2 separate regions of the Homo sapiens genome follow, and region 1 is linked to region 2. The links are chromatin contacts, found by Hi-C in ENCODE. All regions are on one chromosome and are shown on one strand. The core of a region is the stretch at or near the end of the contact, and the rest is flanking DNA. Distances in the headings are between cores, read along the strand shown. Region 1 overlaps DLG2 (discs large MAGUK scaffold protein 2). Region 2 overlaps DLG2 (discs large MAGUK scaffold protein 2).

Evidence for each region. Hi-C counts contacts between places; a loop is a spot of excess contacts on that map. Pooled maps may share reads with other maps.
Region 1: a map with no recorded cell type shows a loop between it and region 2 (2.6-fold over the local background). The contact joins two enhancer-like sites. A Hi-C loop is called at or near these places in 2 of 37 single-sample maps with no recorded cell type and 2 of 50 pooled maps.

Annotation. Positions count from the first base shown.
Region 1 is chr11:85,168,962-85,172,456 of GRCh38, forward strand. The region is part of intron 4 of DLG2 (discs large MAGUK scaffold protein 2); the gene reads right to left. Among named protein-coding and RNA genes, the nearest start is that of DLG2, 460 kb to the right of the region's middle. Within about 2 kb of position 1,375, at least 4 of the 41 ENCODE cell types and tissues checked have a DNase peak (open chromatin) inside an H3K27ac peak, as active enhancers do.
Region 2 is chr11:84,547,327-84,550,698 of GRCh38, forward strand. The region is part of intron 6 of DLG2 (discs large MAGUK scaffold protein 2); the gene reads right to left. Among named protein-coding and RNA genes, the nearest start is that of DLG2-AS2, 910 kb to the left of the region's middle. Within about 2 kb of position 2,110, at least 2 of the 41 ENCODE cell types and tissues checked have a DNase peak (open chromatin) inside an H3K27ac peak, as active enhancers do.

The DNA.
Region 1 (3,495 bases), core at 125-2,624, 620 kb after region 2:
AACACGGTCATCCCCTCAGTACCCATGTGGAGTTGGTTCCAGAAACCTTCACAGATACCAAAATTTGTGTATGCTCAAGTCCCTCATATAAAGTGAAGTAGTATTTGCATATAACCTACACATATCCTCCCAGATACTTTTAAACATCTCTAGATTACTTATAATACCAAATACAATGGGAACGCTATAAAAATAGTTGTTGTACTGTATTTTTATTTGTATTATTTTCATTGCCATACTGTTATTTTTATTGTCTTTTAATATTTTCGATTTCAGGTTGATTGTATATGTGGATGCAGAACCTGTGGCTAAGAGAAGTTCAACTGTGTCTATAATATGCTATCTTCCGTGTAAGTGTAGGGGCAAAGGAAATTTTCCGCTCCCTCTCTGAAGGTTCCAGTTTGCTAAAATAAACTGATAACATGAAAAACGGTACGTAAATGTATTAACATGCAAGTGTGCACATACAAACTATGTATGAGCCATACAAAATTGAAACACAAAAAAGGATGAGATGGCTAATGCTTAAATAGCACCCTCTTCATAGAGGACAAGGAGATGAGGGAATGTAGGCAATTTTTAGGGGTAGTAAATGATTTTTAGGAGAGTTGATTGGGCCCAAAGAACAGATCATCATTTGTGAATTGCTGTGTTTGGAAACTGAATGGGACCTTAAGAACAGACAATAGTTTGTGACATTCTGTCTAGATATGTAATATTCCTCAGTCTTTCTTCCTGAAATATGAGTTTACTCCTCTCTAAATAATAAAATTTCAGGGAAGGTATCCAAAGCAATTATGTTCCTTCTGGAGTAGCTTCAGATAAAGAACCTTCAGAGAGTTCGACCCTGTGCTTGGGAAGAGACACAGAAGGTCAAAAAGTCCTTGATTCTGAGGCCTTCTAATTTCCTTTAATTCAAGTGCTAAGCATGTCAAAGAGCTATACTTTTGGGTATCATTTTCTAAGCCCCAACATAAGAAAGAAGGGAAAATAAAAACACATACATGTATCTTATTTGTCCTATGGGGGGAAAAGTTTCCCCAAGCCACCTAGGATTCCTGGCTAAGCCTAAAAATAGGAGAAAAGCACATAATTTTAATTCAATAAAAGTTTATATATTACATGGCAGCGAGCCATCATAAGGAAATGAAGATCCAAAGACCCAAGGAAAACTGTATTTTAAAAAATAAATCTGATAAAAGCAGTGCAGAGTTGTGAAGAAACATGACTGGACAAAAAGGGGTATGATCTAATGGTAATAGACTGGAGGGACAGGGGAGAGGAGAAGGAACTTCAGTAAGGCCTGTTTGTTCAGATTTTTTCCTGTGTCTCTGTATGACATTCTTTCCCCCCACATATACAGCAGGATACTTGCCTCGTAAGAACCTTTAGGGTAAAAGGGAGGCCAGAGAGTGACCTTTCCAGGTTTCATGCTTGCTTTGGGGAAGAGGAATTCTAGTTTCTATGACTCACCCAAGGGGAGAGTAATTCTGCTTTCTATGACTCAGCTTGGGCAGGAAAAATAGTGGGGAAAGGTGAATAGAAGAAAGTCAAAGAAACTCTGAGCCCCTTACAATCTCCTTCAGTTCAAAGTACTCAGCATGACAAAGTACCATAATTTGAGGTATCATGTTCTGAGCCCAACACTACAAAATTCAAGTTAGGAAGGTTAAATAATGTCCCAGGTTGGCAACTATCTGAGGCTGGTATTGCACAGGTGGTAAAAAGAATTTACCAAGACAGCTGTACGTAAAGAAAGGCAGGTTTGAGAAAGTAGGAAAATGCATTGCAAGAAAACAACAGGTAGGTCAGCAGGAGAGGAGGTGACTGACAGGAGAGAGAGACTTGCTGGGGATTTTATAGGATGATGTTTGTGCTGTGTGCTGAAGAGGGCTTTCTCTTTTTGCTTTCCCTTGGTCCCACCAGCCCAACTCCCCTTCTCTAATTAGGACTCCACAAATAAGGCATAACAAATAAAAAAAAAAAACAGGGGAGAAGGGAAAGCTCTTCCTTACAGGAAAATGTCAACAAATACACGTAGAAGAAATGAGGCAATCAGAAAACTACCAACCGGAAGACACCATAGTAATAATTGTTTGGAAAAGAAGGTGATACACAAAATATTTACCTAAATGCAAAATATCTCAAGGGGTGCCAGATAAGATAGCCAATTAGAAGCAGCTGCAGTCTGCAGCTGTCACAGGGAGGAGTGAAAACAGGAAGCGAATTCTGTACCTTCAACTGAGGTATCCAGGTTATTGCATTAGGACTGACTAGGTAGACAGCTGGACCCATGGAGAGTGAGGAAAAGCAGGGTGAAGCAATGGCCCACGGAGCAGCACAGAGCCAGGGGAACCCCCACCTCCAGCCAAGGGAGGTGGTGAGTGATTATGCACCCTCATCTGGGAAACCATGGTTTCCCCATGGATCTTTGCAAACTGTAGATCAGGAGATCCCCTCGTGAGCCAATGCGACCAGGGCCTTGGATCCGAAGCAGAGAGCTGTGTGGAAACTCCACATAATGGCCACTGGGGCATGCACAGAGGCCCAAGGGTTTTGTATAATCTGGCCCTGGGAATTCCAGTGAGGTGGGAGATCCATCCACGCATTACGCTAGGAAGGGGGCTGAATCCAGGAGTTAAGTGGCTTCATTCTGTGGGCCCTACTCCTACAGCACCTTACAGGTTAAGACCCACTGGCTTGGAATTCCAGCCAGCCAGTGGCAGCAGGCTGGAGACTGCCTGAAACAGACCAAGTTCCTGGGGGGAAGGGCAGCCACCATCTCTGAAGTTAAGAGTGGGCCATTCTACCCTGCCAGCTCCAGGGAGTCCAGGCTGTCTGGACTGGAAGGAGTTCCCCACAATACAGCATAGCTGCCATGCCAGATCATGGCCAGACTGCTGCTTTAACTGATCCCTCCCTCCTCACTGGGTGGGGCCTCCCTGTGGGAATTACAGCAACTTCAGCCAAGTTTTTCAGACAGAACTCTGATCTCTCCCTAGGATGAAGCCCCAGGGGGAAGTGGCCACTGTCCCTGTGGTTCAGCTGGCTTAGATGTTCCAGCCTGCTGGCACTGAAGAGTCCGGGCATTCTGGACGAGGGGGGGTTCCGCCCAGTGCAGCACACCTGCTTTGCTAAGGGGCAGCCATACTGCTTGTTTAAGTGGGTTCCTGAATCCCTTCCTCCGGACTGGGTGAGTCCTCCCAATAAGGGTCTCCAGACGCCTCCTACAGGAGCGTTCTGGCCAGCATCAGGTTGGTGACCCCCTGAAATCCATTAGCTCCCAGAGGAAGGAGAAGGCTACCCTCTTTGCTGTTTCACAGCCTTCACTGATGATATCTCCAGGTGCTGAAGGGAACAAGGTGACCAGGGTCTAGAGTGGACCCCCAGGAAACTGCAGCAGCTCTACAGAAGAGTGGCCTGAATGTTAAAAGAAAAACAAACAGAAAGCTACAACAACAACATCAACAAGAAAGACCCCACAAAAACCCCATT
Region 2 (3,372 bases), core at 860-3,359:
TCCATAACACATAGACAGTTTATCAAATCTCACAGCCCTCCTAGTCTCACAAAGTACACTTTAGCCTTTCTTTACGCCATCTTAAATGCTTGAAAACCTTCTCTTTGCACTTTTGTATGCAAAAAGAATTTACTGAGCACCACTTCTATGCCAGATATTGTACCATGTGCTAGAGATGTAATAGTGAATAAAGAAGATACAGCTCATCCTTGCCCTTTGCTCTTGATGTCTTCTCTACCTCTCATAACTTTCCCAACTCTTTTTCACATACTGCTCAACCTTCAAAACTTAGTTGATAAATGATATCTTTCCAGATGCTTTCCCTAGACATCCAAATTTGGCTAAGCATTCTTATTCTGTGCTCCCATGTCTGACTCCCTGAGAATCCCTCTTTTTTCTCAAAGCATGTATGTCTCTGCCATTCTCACTGGAATGGGAAGAGTTCACAATTCATTATTGTACCAGGGGCAAATATTCTGCTTGGGACCCAGTAGGTGCTTAATAAATGCTACTAAATGGAACTACCCCTGGTAGAGATGTAAGCTCCTTAGACTCCTGTGTACTCCACCATGACTAGCACATCCTAGAAGTAGTGCATAGTCAAGAAGCCTGTCACTATTCTACAGTAGAGCTGGTTATTGAACAGTAGTACCCTGTAAGATTTTCAACAATAAAATCAAAAATTGGTTTATGTTGTGTAGCACAGGTAATAAAGTGAGTTCCTTTGAAAGTTTTCATTTAGCAGGGAGAATTGTTCCAGCTTTGGGTATGACATCCCTGACAAAGTGTATTAGCTGGTGGCTTCCTGGAGTAAAAGAGTTGACAGAAAGAAAAACAGTAACATGCAGAGAAGAACTGAGTTCCCTTCTTCCTTCTCCACTGCCAGCACTGAGTCAGAGCAGCTACGGAAGCATAACACACAAATGAGACAACGCTAAGTATTCTTTTTTTTTTAATTTTTATTTTTATTATACTTTAAGTTTTAGGGTACATGTGCACAACGTGCAGGTTTGTTACATATATGCATGTGCCATGTTGGTGTGCTGCACCCAGTAACTCATCATTTAACGTTAGGTATATCTCCCAATGCTATCCATCCCCACCCGCCCCCCACCCCACAACAGGCCCCGGTGTGTGATGTTCCCCTTCCTGTGTCCATGTGTTCTCATTGATCAATTCCCACCTATGAGTAAGAACATGCGGTGTTTGGTTTTTTGTCCTTGCGATAGTTTGCTGAGAATGATGGTTTCCAGCTTCATCCATGTCCCTACAAAGGACATGAACTCAACATTTTTATGGCTGCATAGTATTCCATGGTGTATATGTGCCACATTTTCTTAATCCCGTCTATCATTATTGGACATTTGGGTTGGTTCCAAGTCTTTGCTATTGTGAATAGTGCCACAATAAACATACGGAGACCACACTAAGTATTCTTACACGAGCCCATCTAAACCCCAGGTCAGCAGCTTGACTCACATTTGAGTGTACCAACCTCAAATAAGCCCAATAAAATAGATTAAAGTGTATGCAAGGCAGGGAAGAGGTCTGGAAGAATATACTAATATGTTGACCATGGTTATTTCTGGATGACTATTACTTTCATTTTTTGGAGCTACATATATTTCTTTGAGGAATAAAAAGAATTAGAATATGTAAAACATGATCAAGTATTTGCTTTGTTGTACTGGAGAAGGTTCAGTGTGGTATAAGTTTTGTGATAAGGAAAAATTCTCTAGTCCTGGAAAGGGTTTATCCATGTTCAGTTGAGTTAATTTTGAGAACTGGCTGAAGGATGCAAAGGAAGGGGTTTCCAGCTGACAAATGAAAGAGGGATGTGCCGGGAATAAATTTGCTGGAGAGGACCAGGCTTTAAGTCAAATTGCTTTGGTACCAAGAAATCAAAGCAATGATTTGGGAGCAAACTCAACAGTAGTTCATCCATTTGAAGCAAAACTTCAAACATGGTCTGAGTAATTTTCCAGGGATAACTGCCACTGGATTCTATTGAGCACTGTACGATCTTGTGGGCAGTCCCTGTCTGACTAATCCACCAGCTGTGCAACTGCTACAGCATCTGTGAGTGAGAATCATTCACTACTAAAAGCTAGAAACATGTTTTGCTCAGTGCACCTGGTGCCCAGAAAAGAGGAAATGTTCATTTCAGCAAAATGCTTCCTCAAGCGATGCAAATTCCCTGCAGCTCAGTTCCTGGGTTTAAATCCTGTTCCTGCACCAACCAGCAGTGCGACTTTAGGGAAGTATGAAGGCTCTCTGAAACTCAGACTCCTCATTTTAAAATTGGACTAATAATGTATGACAGTGTCACTATAGGAAATTGATGAGATAATATGCCCAAACTCTTTGGGCCAGGACCCGCCTCCTAACAGGTGCTTAGGAAATATAAGATTCTTCCTATTTCTCTTTTTTTGTTTGTTTGTTTTTGAGATGGAGTCTCGCTCTGTCACCTAGGCTGGAGTGCAGTGGCGCAATCTCAGCTCACTGCAACCTCCGCCTCCTGGGCTCACGAGATTCTCCCACCTCAGACTCCTAAGTAGCTGAGATTACAGGCTTGCACCACCACGCCTGGATAATTTTTTGTATTTTTAAGTAGAGACAGTGTTTCTCCATGTAGGCCAGGCTGGCCTCGAACTCCTGGCCTCAAGTGATCTGTCTGCTTCAAATTCCCAAAGTGCTGGGATTACAGGCATGAGTCACCACACCCAGCATTCCTATTTCTCTACCAGTGTCATGCAGTCATCTTTCCAAGTATTGTAAAACGAGCCTATACACACACACACACACACACACACACACACACACATACACACACATGCATGTATATGCTCAATTCAGCCTTATCACCATTACAGGGAACAGGCTTCCACCATGCTATTACCAGTATTGTAGAGTATTGTAGCATCCCTACAGAACAGCACAAACTTTCTGAAGGTGGTAAAATGAGCTGCTAAGGCCTTGCTGCCACTTCTCTTGATCCAGTGCCTTTTCTGTATGTGAGGCCATCTTACCCAAATTCTACTCACACCTCTAGCTAGGTCAACACTCCTACTCTTGGTATCTTCCACTTATGATGATCATCTCTGTCCAGCAGGCAGAGAAAAAAAAAGTCTCAGACACAGGTGCTGAAATTGCCTTCACTGCTCATTCAAGCTACTCTTCCTAACCATGTGAGTTTTTGGACTTCAGAACCTACCTGTGAAATTGGCACTTGCCTAGCCTTCCCATTATATTTGACTTCCAAGGATGAGATCAGTTACCCACCTGAACCTAGAATATCTCCTGGATGATCTCCAGCAGACTTTGTTCCTGGTCCTGGGACTTCCTGGGTGGTCGATTGGCATATATATCCTC